Regions from separate parts of the Homo sapiens genome. Here regions 1 and 3 are each linked to region 2. Evidence: chromatin contacts called from ENCODE Hi-C or POLR2A ChIA-PET data. All regions are on one chromosome and are shown on one strand. The core of a region is the stretch at or near the end of the contact, and the rest is flanking DNA. Distances in the headings are between cores, read along the strand shown.

The links. Hi-C counts contacts between places; a loop is a spot of excess contacts on that map. ChIA-PET counts read pairs that join two places held with the same protein, here RNA polymerase II (POLR2A). Pooled maps may share reads with other maps.
Region 1: a loop to region 2 is called in a pooled map, with 6 times the contacts of the local background. The contact joins the enhancer-like site here to the promoter of ASAH2B in region 2. A Hi-C loop is called at or near these places in 1 of 37 single-sample maps with no recorded cell type and 3 of 50 pooled maps. POLR2A ChIA-PET finds 5 or more read pairs at or near these places in 2 of 52 experiments (AG04450 and WTC11).
Region 3: a map of naive thymus-derived CD4-positive, alpha-beta T cell shows a loop between it and region 2 (2.5-fold over the local background). The contact joins the enhancer-like site here to the promoter of ASAH2B in region 2. A Hi-C loop is called at or near these places in 1 of 168 maps with a recorded cell type or tissue (naive thymus-derived CD4-positive, alpha-beta T cell) and 2 of 50 pooled maps. POLR2A ChIA-PET finds 5 or more read pairs at or near these places in 1 of 52 experiments (BJ).

What each region holds. Positions count from the first base shown.
Region 1 is chr10:50,395,427-50,399,655 of GRCh38, reverse strand. All of the region lies in intron 6 of SGMS1 (sphingomyelin synthase 1), which reads left to right. Among named protein-coding and RNA genes, the nearest start is that of ASAH2, 150 kb to the right of the region's middle. Within about 2 kb of position 2,520, at least 3 of the 41 ENCODE cell types and tissues checked have a DNase peak (open chromatin) inside an H3K27ac peak, as active enhancers do.
Region 2 is chr10:50,738,580-50,743,339 of GRCh38, reverse strand. ASAH2B (N-acylsphingosine amidohydrolase 2B) reads right to left here and starts at 3,404. Exons shown (of 6, transcript NM_001321958.2): 1 at 3,357-3,404; 2 at 330-425.
Region 3 is chr10:50,429,044-50,433,717 of GRCh38, reverse strand. SGMS1 (sphingomyelin synthase 1) reads left to right here. Exons shown (of 11, transcript NM_147156.4): 6 at 162-242. Among named protein-coding and RNA genes, the nearest start is that of ASAH2, 180 kb to the right of the region's middle. RefSeq lists an enhancer at 1,652-1,871. Within about 2 kb of position 1,842, at least 7 of the 41 ENCODE cell types and tissues checked have a DNase peak (open chromatin) inside an H3K27ac peak, as active enhancers do.

The DNA of each region.
Region 1 (4,229 bases), core at 1,271-3,770, 340 kb after region 2:
CCCAAATATAGATGCAGTTATTCACATTGTACATATATAGGTAATTCATACACATTCTCATATATCCTCCTGTGTGCATTGTTCTGCTAAGCACTTTTTCTCACTCAGTATGTCCTGGAAATATTTCTGTATGTGTCATTGTATATAATTTAACACATTCTTAAACTGACTGCTTATATGGACTGCACCACTTCTGTAGGATGGGTGTACTATAATTTCAGTGCACCACTTTCATTGATGGACATTTACATTGTTGTCATATTTTTTCTATATTATTTTCAATAGTTGCATATTCTATATTATTTTCAATAGTTGCATACCTTTTATTGTATGAAAGTACTATAATCTCCTGTTTTGAAATTCAGATTATTAGAAGGTACAGGGATGAATATTCTCAAAACTTGGAATTTGAGCACATCCTTCCTTAGTTACCTCCCAGTCCCAATTAAAATGCTAAGTCCAAATGATCACCTTGTCATTTAAAAAACCAACTTACTGCGGTATATTTTCTATATAATTCAGTGATTTTCAGTAAATTTACTGAGTTCTACAACCAGCACCATAAACCAGTTTTAGAACATTTCCATCGGTTCTTAAAAGATAAGATTCCTCTCTTATCTTTTTACATTTAATCTCTACTTCCACACCGAGCCCTAGGCAACTACTAATCTACTTTCTGTCTCTAAAGTGTTTCCGGTCCTGGACATTTCATATAACCTGTCACTTTTAAGAATTTGATATCCATAAGTAGTATTTCTTTTCTTACTCTTTTGAATAATTTGGCCTATATACAACTCCTAGCTAGAACTGTCTATTATATTAGGGTACTGTCTTGAATAATAATAATAATATATATATTTTTTCCATTCCATAGAGACAAACTGCTTCTCTGTTTATAAGGCTTCTTTGGTAATACTTGCCATATTACAAGAGAACTGTTAAGCTTGTTTGGTTAATTTCTTCATGTGGTGGCTTGATAGTAATTGTTATTCTTGGCTTGGTTTGATTGAGAACTGAATATGCATTGATTTCTCAGAAGACTTGCTACCAAAATATAGCAAAAACTTACCAGAACCTCCCCCCATGAGAAGTAACACTGAAAAGTTCTCACTTATGACATCACATCCCAACTTACAACACCGGTATTGTTAGCTTCAAATTGCTTACAAACGTTCTGCAATTCTTTTGGATTAAGTAACTCTGTACTATTAAAATAATTTTTAAAATATTATTTTATTGCCTTTATAAACCAGTTTGGATTAAAAGCTAATATTTTTTAAAGGTTAGGATAATTTCATTTCATTATTTAATATTTCAAAATCTGATGATATGATCATATTTTGAAGTCATCTGATAGTTCCTGAAAGTATTTTAGATGTCTACTCCCTGCATTTATACATCTGTTTAGAGCCTGATTGTTTTTATATGGTGTGCTTATTTATTTTTTGTCATTGCACGTGAATAATTACTGTTTTCTGAAGACCTCTACTTTTTAAGAAGCTCCGAGAGAGTGGAAAAATAACCACCAAACTTGTCTGCCTCACTTTATTACTGAGAGAAAAAATTTGCAGAATGATATTAACTATATACTAAAATCTTAGCACACCAGAGTACAAAGTCAGGGACGGAAAACTTTCTGTGTGTAGCCTTTTGAAATGTATCTATAAGTAGAAGGCATTCCCAAGTCACATGCTGAAGAGCGGCGAAATGGCTTAGAGGCAGAGTTCTTAGGTGCCACTCTACCTATTTCAGGCAGATTCTGTCACCATCAGCCCTTCGTAGGTCACATAACTTACTTGATTTTAGTGACTTATTTAAAATCAGTAATTAACACCTCAAGAGGAAAAAGCTTTTCTTTAGAAGAAATAACAGATTTATCTTCAATACCTCTGAAACCTAAATGGTTGCTTAAGTAACAGCTGTTGCATTTTATCATCATTGGCAAACGGGAAAGGCAGCTTCCTCAACTTGTGTTTGTCTTCTAAAGGAAAAACCAAAGCAATATATAGCAACTGATGCTTATCCAGAAGAGATAACTCAGATGCACAGAGGCAAAGAGATGTGGACATCTAAATAAACCCAGACACTTTGTTCTTCAGAACTTTTAAACATAGGCATTTTCTCTCTCGGCGAGAGAGTGAGCTGTGATCAGTTGTGTGTGTAGCCAGGATGTTGCTAAAGCAAACTGACTTTATCTGCCTTGCACGCCTTCTCCTCTGCTTTGGTGTCATGCCTGTCTCCTTTCTAAGACCAGCTAACCATACTTGGTTTCTTCTGTCCTCTTTAACATCTTCATCTTGCTTTATTGTGCATGTGTATGATTTGAGGTTCTAGATCCTTGAACTGGGGAGTGACAACTTAGACACCCACAGAGACCACGTATCTATCCTACCTGGTCCTGCAGAGTGCCCTACACTGAGTGAGTCCTCTGTCTAAGAGTGCTGCTAACCATCTCCTCAAGGGCAGTTATCTGCCATTTGCAAAGAATGTACAAGTTCTCTAAATCTAGCAACTACATCAGAGATCTTAGATGATGATTCATTTGAAGAGAATGGGTTGGGAGTACTCATGCAAAGAGAAGAAGCATTTTTTTTTTGCTTTTGATCTTACTGCACATTAATTTTGAGTAAATTTGATAGTACAAATCAACCAACGGATATTCACATTTTGAGTGTCCCGTACTTGAGCTCCTGAGAGTGTGCAGAAGGGTGGAGTGCTTATCTTCAAGTAACACCGCCGGTTCACCACACAGCTTTCTTTTTAACAGAACACTGGAGGCTGCCGCTGTTGGGATGCATTGAGGGGAGGGGACCTAGCTACTTTTAAAAGAATCTTTGGGTATAGAAATTGGGGGAAGGAAGATGTGAAAAATAATGCCACTTGTGGGTGGGGTGGGGATGGATGTGAGAAGACAGACTGCTAAAAGCAGCCATGATTGGTGAGCACCTGCTGTGTGCCTAGACTCTACTAGGTACTCTGCAGCTCATTATCTCATTTAATCCTGTGAGTCAGGTGATGGTATCCATATTTTTATAGACAGGGAAACTGGCTTGGAAAGGTCAACACTTCCTCAAACAAACAAACAAAAACAGATGGAGTTAGTCTAATTCTTTCTATTTGTAACTAATTCGTCTTAAGATTAACATGTTCCTTCCTCTCTCTAGTTCCAAAATATCCCCCCTTCCACGGTCCTGAATTTTTTCACTTCTCTTTTGTATACTCTTGAACTGGAGGCATTTACAGTTGTGGAACATAGACCTTCTGAAATGCAAAACATCCTAGGGAAGAGAAATGTACCTTACTGTGTGGGTTGACTTTTGCCTTGCTTTGCTCAACTCCTAGCTGAGAATACCTGGACTTAAGATAATGGGGGCTGCACGTGGGAAGTAAAGAGAGGAGAAGAGGTAGTCTTTAAGCTTGGACCTCTAGAGGGGTGGGACTGGGAGCCCCACCCTGAGGGCTCAGAGAAGCAAAGACTCCTGAGGAGACAGCCACTAAAAGGAGGGCAAGATTTCACCAAAGGCTAACTTTTCCCCTTCTGGTTTTGTTAACGTTTTTCATCATGGAAAGGGAGGAAATGCACTGGAGGGTCCAGACCTTGGTTTAGTTCCTCTTTCAGTAGAATTGGGATCCTCAGATGAATGATGAATCGGTTAAGGGTGGAAATAACTTTTTCAGCAGTATACATACCCACCATAAACATTTTATTAACTTTAGAAACAGAAATGTTTAGGATTTCTCAATGTTTTATGTAGTGTCAAGGAATTTTCTTTTGAATATGGGTCCTCTGATTTGTGCCATTTCTTGTCTTTCCTGCACAAGCCCCACCCATAATCCTTCATCGATGTCCAGTCTTTATTTCTTTAAAGTGATGCCGGAACATCAAAACTTCAAAGCAGCCCAATACTGAATCCTTCCACATTTTAAGTTACATTTTCCTCGTAAGAATATTAAAGTTGTCTCAACCACCTCTAATTTTGCAGCAATCTTTTGGTAAGACTGTTTACCTTTATCAAGTCTTTCTAAAGCATTCAATTTAGTTTTGTGGAAATAACAGCTCACTTTCTTTCCAGACTCCAGTTTCATTGATTACTCAATATTTATTTAAATTATGTAATAATGGAAACAAGCAGGTTTGGAGACAAATACAGTGAGTCTTGGTAAGCATTGCATATTGACTAATGGGAGCAGAGTTGCCAAGCTTAGGTTGGCTAATACTAATGACAGCG
Region 2 (4,760 bases), core at 2,155-4,654:
TATCTTCAAGCCTATGTGCTCCTCTGAAAACTGGGGAGAAATGATATCTCCCTAATTTCACATGATGGTTGTAAAAATAGTGAGAAAATACATATGAAAGAAGCTGCCAGCATGAAAGGATGTTAACTAGATCCAAAATTGGGAAAGAAATTTTATTTATTTTGTTAGAGATACCACAAAACTATAAATTTTGTAAAATATAAAGGTTGTCAAACTGAACACTCGAAGCTAAGGTTCTCTTTCACTTCCCTCTTACCCAGACACAGACACATACAGACATACACACACACACACACGCACGCACGCACGCACAAACAATATTTGATTACCGTAGCAATAGCCTTAGCAAGGTTTCTGAAGAGCTGAATGTAAGCAGATAATGCGTGCGGTCCATAAATTGTCGATGCTGCCTCATATCGCTGAGCCTGCAGGAAAGGCAGGGAGAGTTGTATATGGTTCTGCATATTTAAATCCATTTACAGAGGTGTAGCATTTTAGGTAAGTGTGATGCTTGACATCTCACATTATTCAAAACTGGCACAATCTTCAAGATTATGTATGACAAAAGAGGATGGGCATTTCCATTTACTGGCCAAGGTAAGTGACTCCTATGGACTACCTGTTAAAAGCAGTGGGTTCTCTCTGCTTATGCCATTTAGACTGTCACTCTATTTACTATGAAAGACGGTGCTAGCTCCTAAGCTTTAGTCTATTATAAGTACTTGTAATATAAGTGCTTTCCCCCAGGGCATATATCAGAAGAAAAATAAAACAAAATAAAGAGTCCTAGTAACTTCTGGATAAATAGTTAGAAGGTGCTAACTGGAGAAAGACATTTAATCCATCACAAAGCCATGAAATTGAGCCAAATGCATCTTTTAGCTGACCTCCAGGCCTTTGGTTCTTCTACAGGAACTTCAAAGTTATCAAATCTAAAACCAACCTCACCACTTCAGACATACCAGCTTCCTCCACAACATTCTCATCTCAGCGAATGTCATCTTTCCAGTCTCCCATGTGAGGATCAGCCGGCAGTTACCTTAGACTCCTCTCTCCCTCATCCTGTATCCTATCAGTCTCCACATCTGGTAATTCTGTCTCCTTCAAATCTCCTGAGATCTTTCATTTTCCTGTCTTACTTTCTCCTAAGGTACAAATAGATTTCACCTTAGTTCAAACCCTCATTTCTCACCCAGATCTCTTTTTTTTTATATTTGTATTAAGTTCAGAGGTACATGTGCAGGTTTGTTATATAGGTAAATCACATGTCATGAGGGTTGGTTATACAGATTATTTCATCATCCAGGTAATAAGCACAGTACCTGATAAGTAGTTTTTTGATCCTCTCCCTCCTCCCAGCCTTCACCCTCAAGTGTGCATGTCCATGTCTTGCCCAGATCTTAATTACACTATGGCTTCTTAATCAGTCCTCTGCCTATACACAAGCCCTTCCAATTCATTTTCTACACTGCCATCTATTGACCTTTCTAAATCACAAAATTTTATCAAAGCATTCTCTTGCTTAGAATCCTACTGCAGTTCCCCCAAAGCCTTCCTTACTGAGTGAAGGCTCAGTAGCATAGCATGCAAGACTATCCATCAGCTAACCTGTGTCTCCCACTCTGGCTACCATCTCCTTACCATCACCCTCCGCATACTTACTCCATGCTACTCAACTAATTGTGGTCCATCAATGTGCCTGCCCTCTGGACCTTTGCATATATCGTTTCTTCTATATAGGATACATTCTTACTTTTTATTTGCTTAACTCTCACTTGTTGTCAAGAACTCATACAGATGTTACATCTTCCTGAACAGTCCCAGTACTCAAATACCCAGTCTGGGCTGGTGCTCTTTCTCTTTATTTTTATAACACCTTGTGCATGCCTTTCATGAAAATGTAATCATCTGTTCTCTTTTCTGTCTTCCTACTAGACCCCCGGCTTCCAGTGATCTTGAGGGAAGGGACAGATTCTTTTCATCATTATGCCCCAGAAAGTGGCTAGCACAGTATCTGTCACAATACATCTGTTGAATGAATGAAGTAATTAATAGCAATACTTGCCGGAGTATATCCCTGTGATATGGACAGGAGACAGGAAAATACTGGGTAGAAGAGAGTGGTTCCCTGGCAAAGGCCCCACCCTTAAGCCTGGAAACCTGTGGCCCTAAACAAATGTTCTTAAAGAAACTGAAAAAATGAATTTTTAATTAATTTCATTCTAACTCTAAACAGTCACATGTCGCTACCATACTGGACAGCTCAGACCTAGGTATCAACTGGACTAATGAAGTGGTTTCCTAACTTAAACTTAAATTGTAATAAAAAATTTAAAACGTTTTTATGAACTTCCAATAGGATCGCAGTATTACTTTTAGTACCTGTCACCTCTGTAAAACTCCTGAATTATAACTCATCTACACACATTTGAAAAACAGCAGTATCTGTATGTGTGAGATATGACTGGTTCTAAATGATGCCTGGAGACCCCATGGACTTACAGAGACCCTTCCAGTGATTTCTGAGGTACCTGGGAATCTGTGGCCAATAAATTGGTAATCACTGAATTAGTGAGTTTTTTAAGAATATCAGGCTGCATAAAATCTGACAGCTTGATTGAAAAAAAGCGGGAAAGGGTGCCATTTCATTCAATTAAGGTCCTGTATTAATTCCGTTTAATAAATGTTTGGTCTATCTATGATGTGCTAGCCACTGTGCCAGTGAATGGATATAGCTATGATCTGACTTGCAGAGGAAATCCAAACTAGTACCTTCCGTGCAATAAGGGATACACTGCAAGGCTGCACAGGGTGCTACTGGAGCACAGAAGTGAGTCAGAGGCTTCCCACAGACACACAACACGAGCGGAAACAGAAAGTCTTTATATATCACCATAACGTCAAGGAACACCGGCTGGGAGTTAGGAGAGCTGGGCACTAGGAACGCTTTGAAACTGAATAGCTGTGGGATTTCCGAGGTTATGTTGCTTCTCTACTATATTTTAGTTCCGAAGCTGTACTAATGTTTCTCTTTCTTTTGCTCTTGGTGGGAAAAGCACAATTTGGGGTCAACAGATTCGGCTCAGGTCCGAGTCGCCTGCTGGGACCACGTCGCCAGGAAACGACGTCTCCCGGACACCTTCCCTCCCCGTCAGGCTCTCTGCAGGGATTCACCCCGTTCCCTCTCCCAACGACTCCCGGGCACGCCTCCGTTAAAGGTGAAATATGCTGCTCCTGGGGAGCAAAGATAACCCGGAGGACCAGGGAAGGACCTTCCCACGCGCACGACTCGCGATCTTCCCAGTGCCCCAGAGCCAGGGACCCCACTGCCGCCTACCCCAGCCGCAGCACCGAACCTGTTCACAATTGCGACTCCTCAGGTCCGCTTCCACACCGCCGGAAACGGAAATTCACCGTCGCGCCGACTCGCGGGGAGGGAAACAAAAAGGCAGAAAAAAGAGACCGGCGCCTGGACGACTTCCAGGGGAGAGCTGGAAGACTAGTCAACAGCTGTGTGCGGGCGCCGGCGCCGTCTGCGCAGTGCGTTCCACCGGGTCCGCATCCCTCCCGATTCCGCCCCACCCTGCCCTCGGAATCCGCTGCCTCAACTCCCGCGGTGGGACTCCGGAGCAGCGTACACCGCCCTCGCCTTAGTCCTCCGCGAAGGCCAGGGCAGCTGTGCGGCCTGCCGCGGATTAGTTGGTGCGGTGCAAAAGCCAGAAGGAGACACATTTGGTCCTGGCCACCCCGGAGTCACCGTGCCCGGGACAAATGGACTATGGCTCGACTGGGAGTCGACTTCCTTCTCTTTAAAGATGACAGATGAGGGAGATCTCAGGTTCTGGGGGTGCCCTAAAGCCCTCTTTTGGCAGGAAGCGGTGGCTCATGCCTGTAATCCCAGCCCTTTGGGAGGCTGAGGCGGGAGGATCGCTTGAGCCCAGGAGTTCAAGACCAGCCTGGGCAACTTAGGGAGATACCCCCGCCCACCGTCTCGCAGGAAAAAAAAGAAAGGAAGAAAATTAGCCAGGCACGGTGGCTCACGCCTGTAATCCCAGTATTTTGGGAGTCCAAGGCAGGAGGATTGCTTGAGCCCAGCAGTTCAAGACCAGCCTGGGCAACACAGGGAGGCTACCTCTCTCTCAATCAATCAATCAATCAATCAATGCCAGCGTCGTGGCGGGCGCCTGTGGTCCCTGTGGTCCCAGCTACTCTGGAGGCTGAGGCGGAACGATCGCTTGAGCCTTGGAGGCGGAGGTTGCAGTGAGCTGAGATCGAGCCACTGCACTCCAGCCTGGGCGACAGAGCAAGACACTGTCTCAAAGAAAAATAAATAAATAAAATAAGGCCCTCTTTTTCCAGGACCAACAGACTCTGATGGCAGGGACAAACTGACCCAGCCTAAACTGCCTCGCCTTCCCTGCTCCCGGGAAAGGGGCTTTCCCTGAGGGAAGGTAGCATCTTGCCATTTTCTTCCTGCACAGCTTTGCCTTCCCAGGGATCGGCCCATTGCCACCTGAGGAAATGCCTTGGAGTCCATCTAACCCACAGCCCAGGTACTTGGGACGCCTACAGAGCCTACATTGTCAGAGGATGCATCTTCTTCTAGTCTTGGAGGGGTTCCTTTCAATAAGATCCCACCAGTGCACTCAAGGCTCAATTCTACACCAAAAAACTAGGCCCACTCCTGTCACCGAGACCCCCAGGCTTCAGGTCCTGTCACAGTGACCTTGTTTTCGCCCCCAGCAGCCCCCAGGTATTCA
Region 3 (4,674 bases), core at 593-3,092, 310 kb after region 2:
CTGTGTTGCTATTTTCTCTTTCCTTTTTGTTTTTGGTAAAAAAGAGAAGAGATGACTGGACTTTTCTATGTCTTGTGTGTGAAGAAGAGACTAACTAGTGGAAATCAAGAAATGGCCTTTCTGAGACATGTAACTAATTAGATTCTTTCTGCTTATGACAGGTGATGGAACTGTACTGGAACAATGGGAGAAGCTGGTAGCTTATAGGAAGCCAAGATGACCAGAATGTTTTTAAATAATCCGTAAGTTAATGTTCTTGGCCTTTTGGAATTCTTTTAACTACTGGGTAAATTTTCTTTAAGGAACCATGGTAAAAGGATAGCACAATCAACTAACTTGAGTGCAAAAGAGAAACTATTTTATAAAGTAAATATCCAAACACGTCAAACAATTGATGCTAACTTTGATAAATCTTATTTTGCGTACTTCTTTCTTGATAGGGTGTGTCATTTTAAGTTGAGTGTGTCAATTTGGTGGACAGAGCATAAGTATTTGAAGAATTAAGAGAATTCCCTGCACATGGTCAGCATTTAAATTAAGCTTGGAATAACCCTTAGGATATGCAGATATTTTTGGTCCTAGTGGTTTCCTTGGGCTCCATTTCTCACTCACGTATTTTTTTCTGTGGGCATATTTTGAAGTAAATATGAACAAATTTGGTGAATATGATTAAAATTGAGTTCTTTGTCTACATCTTCTCCATATCCCTCTTCATGTATGCTACTTTTATGTACATCAGAGGCTATTAATGTTTGCTAATTATCTGACAGTTACATATGGTTGATTTTGGTTTCACTGTGATAACAATAATGTTAGTAAGTGGGGTAGCTTAGTGGAAAGATCATATATTTTTGAGTCAGACAATCCTAGGCCTCACTCTTGCTCTTGTGCTTTTTAGTAGTTACTCAACCTCTCAGAACCTTAGTCAACTCATCTGTATATTGGATTTGATACTATCTCTCATAAAATTAAAGTTTGTGGAAAGTACTTTGTGCTATGACTGGCACAGTATAGTTACTGGCACAATAAATCATATTTACTTTTCTTCCTTATATTTGTGTCATGATTTATAATCTATAGGCCTTTATTCTATCTCAAAAGATTGGCCAGCTCAAGTTCCTTACCTATTGCCAAGCTGTGGTGATTAACATTATAGGTAGTATCTGCAGGTAGATGTTAACAAGCTGGCAATGTCAGAAGGAGGGGTTGTCATGTTTGCAGGTTTCCATTGTGTAAGTACCACTGCTGTGGCTGGCTCATTTTAAACTACCAGCAAAAGTCACTGAAAGCGAGGCTGGGAAGTCTTATGTAGTAGCACAGCATTATATAGTTTCTACCAACCAGATACAGTAGTTACAAATCACCTCAAGAGCATGCTTAACAGTAAAATAATAGGAAGTGATGAGATTTGAGTATTTATTACCTTTGTTTTTAGTATGATTTATTTTAATTTTGTTTATATAATTTAACTTTTAATAATGACTGTGTTTAACAACCAGCTTGCTAAAAATTTTGAGAATTTAACAATTGGTTCTAGTGGCCTGGTATAAGTTGGCTCTAATACACCACTAATTGTAGGTTTCCTGTTGTGAAGACATTTCTAAGCCACAATTCTTTAATTATCTGCCTCAGCCGTGGTGGTAAGAGTTTCATTTGATGAATAAAAACAAGGTTTGGTTTTGAGTCAGTGCTTGCTGTAACTCAAGTTGTCATGCTCATATTGTTTCTGGAATTGAAAATAGATGCCAAAACCAATTTAGAATTTAGAACAGTTTCTTGAGTTGTTGACTCAGCTTCATAACTGACCCCTGGCATCGCTTGCCTATTCTGGCTGTTAAACTGATCTCCAAGTGCTAGTATTGGCGATCAGTCATTCTGCTCACTGCCTATTGAACTTCCTTCTCTCCCTTCCCCATATTCCTTCAAATCTTAAATTCCTTCAGGTAGTGGTGCTACAGAGACAAGTAGTCAGGATTCCTCCCAACTAAGCATTCCATGCAGCTTTGCTTTTGATTCAAAATTAAGTTTTAATGGAAACCCAATTGCCTCTAGGGAGAGAGTAAAAACAAAACAAAACCTGGGCAGTTTAAGGTTCATCTTGGCTTGATTAAAATCTTAGGGAGTGAAATGGAGGAAAAAAACGAAACCAGATCAGACATCTCAATGTTTCTTCTAGAAGCAACTTCTTCAGTTTTCTAACTTGCCCTTTAGAAGGAAGCAATCGAACCCTGAAATTGCTAAGTAACAGCTAAGATTGTGTTTGTTGTTTTTACTTTAAATCTCACCCACCTAGTTCTCAAAACACATTTTTTATTGAACCTTACAAAAATGCCTTGGATATTTCAAAACATTTGCTTGTGTCAGTTCTTTGAATCAGACTTACATAATTGTAAAACATTCATTTCCCCGATTTCCTCTTAAAACAAAAGGTATTTATAGTTCCCGCTGAGTCAGGGATGGACTTGGATTACTGCAAAAGTAATCTGTGTTCATTTCAAGAGGAAGCTCGTGGTTAAAATCTGAGAGACTTGCCTTTGGATTATGAAATAATTACCTTTGGCTTAATTTAAATAAGTGTGTCTTTGTACTTTGAAAGCAAACATGGAAATAATAATTTAATACAGAAATTTTATTATAGATATAACATTCTGACTTATATTATCATCTCTCTTAACAGAATGGGCCTTATGTGGTTTCCAAACATCCCTTGTATAGAAGATTTCTTCATTAGAGAGATGCTATGTGTATAGTCTTTAGATGCGCAAATTTTATAGCGTTGCATTATGTTCATATCAACAAACTCATGTTTGTTGATATAAACAAAAATATGTTTACTAGATACTTGGGACTCGTTGCTTTTGACGATACATTTCAGTACAAATAAGACAGACTTATTGCACTTTAGGAATTGATAATCAAACCTGAAAAGAGAAAACTATAATTTCAAACTGAATGTGGTAGGTATTATAAAAGACATATAAAATACTCAGAAAACAGAAGAGAAAGAGAAATTACCTGGGTGGCAAGAGGAGTGGGCTAGATCAGGGATGAGATTCAGGAGCAGATGATATGTGGATTAGATATTTAATGATTAATGCCTTTTTATTAAAGTACCTTTTATGAAACTATAAAAGTTAACATTGCTAATTGGATAGAACTTTAGAATGCAAAAACTATTTTGCATTTGCAAAACTATTTTGCATGGCAGTGAAAATGCTAACAATTAACATTGCTTTTTTTTTTTTTTGTATTCTGCCATACTTTTCTATGCCGAGATTAGATACATGCTTTATTTTCCCTCTAAAATGGGTCTGGTTATTACTATTGTTTTGAAATCGGCTTCAGTTGACAATATAGTAAGATGATGCCACAGCAATAAATATACATCTACATAATTGTAGATGTATACATAATATATAGCATTCCATGTGTACGTAGTCTATAATGTTGCATATTACTGGACATTTTTGTTTTCAACTTTTCATTTTTGTAAAGTGTGCTGTAATGAACATCTTTGGTAACATCATGGTGCACTCATTCAGTTATCTGGATGAGACCTTTGAACAGAGTTGGGAGGAGTGCTTAGGGGACACTCTAGGTAGAAGGAACAGTTTGAGCAGAAAGGAACAGTCTGAACAGAGATGGTAGAGGAAGATCATGTTTTGGGAAAAGGCTAGAACTATAGTTTAGTAGAATGAAAAGAAGATAATACTGCTAATTAGGGCTAGAAAAAGAAAATAGAGGGTCTTTGATACCAAGCCTTTAATTTATTCTTAGTTGGGTGTCATTTTGGAATCTATGTTATACTTTAAATGAATGACCCTGAATAGCTTCAATTGTTCTTAATTTTTCTTATTTGGGGAAGAAATAAAATAGTTCCAAATGCTCAAGAAAGAATAGATCTTTTAAAATTCTTGAGAGATTTAAGAAACTAACCAGGACATAAACAAGTAATTGAAGTCATGAGAAAAGAGTATGTGTGTGTGTGTGTGTGTGTGTGTGTGTGTGTGTGTGTGTGTGTGTATGTGTAGAAAAAACTATAAGAGTAGAGGTTTTTAAAAGTGAAGGAAAGTTCATTAATTTATTTTCTACACTTAATGAATTTTAACAAATTCTTTATAATTAAAAGTTAAGGACAATTTGGAAAAGAAGTGAGTTTGGGGATGCATGTCATAATTTAATAATAGTAATGCCTTATATTTACTGAGTTGCTTAATTATGAGGCTATGTTCTAAGAAATGTGTCCTCAGGCAATATTGTTGTTGTGTCAACATAATAGAGTGTACTTACACAAATCTAGATGGTGTAGCCTACTACAAACCTAGGCTATATGGTATAGGCTGTGGCTCCTAGGCTGCTGCAAACCTGTATAGCATGTTGCTCTACTGAATACTATAGGCACTTGTAACCAAATGGTAAGTATTTGTGTATCTAAACATAGAAAAGTATAGGAAAAATATAATCTTACGGAACCACTGCCTTTTGTGTGTCCCTTGTTGACCAAAACATTGTTATGCAGTGCATGACTATACCTGTCTGTGCTTGTGTGTTTTAAATACAAACAGTCCCCAATTTACAATGATTCGACTTAATGATTTCTTGACTTCATGATGGTGCAAAAGCAATACACCTTCAGTAGAAACCATACTTCAAGTACCCATACAGCCATTCTAT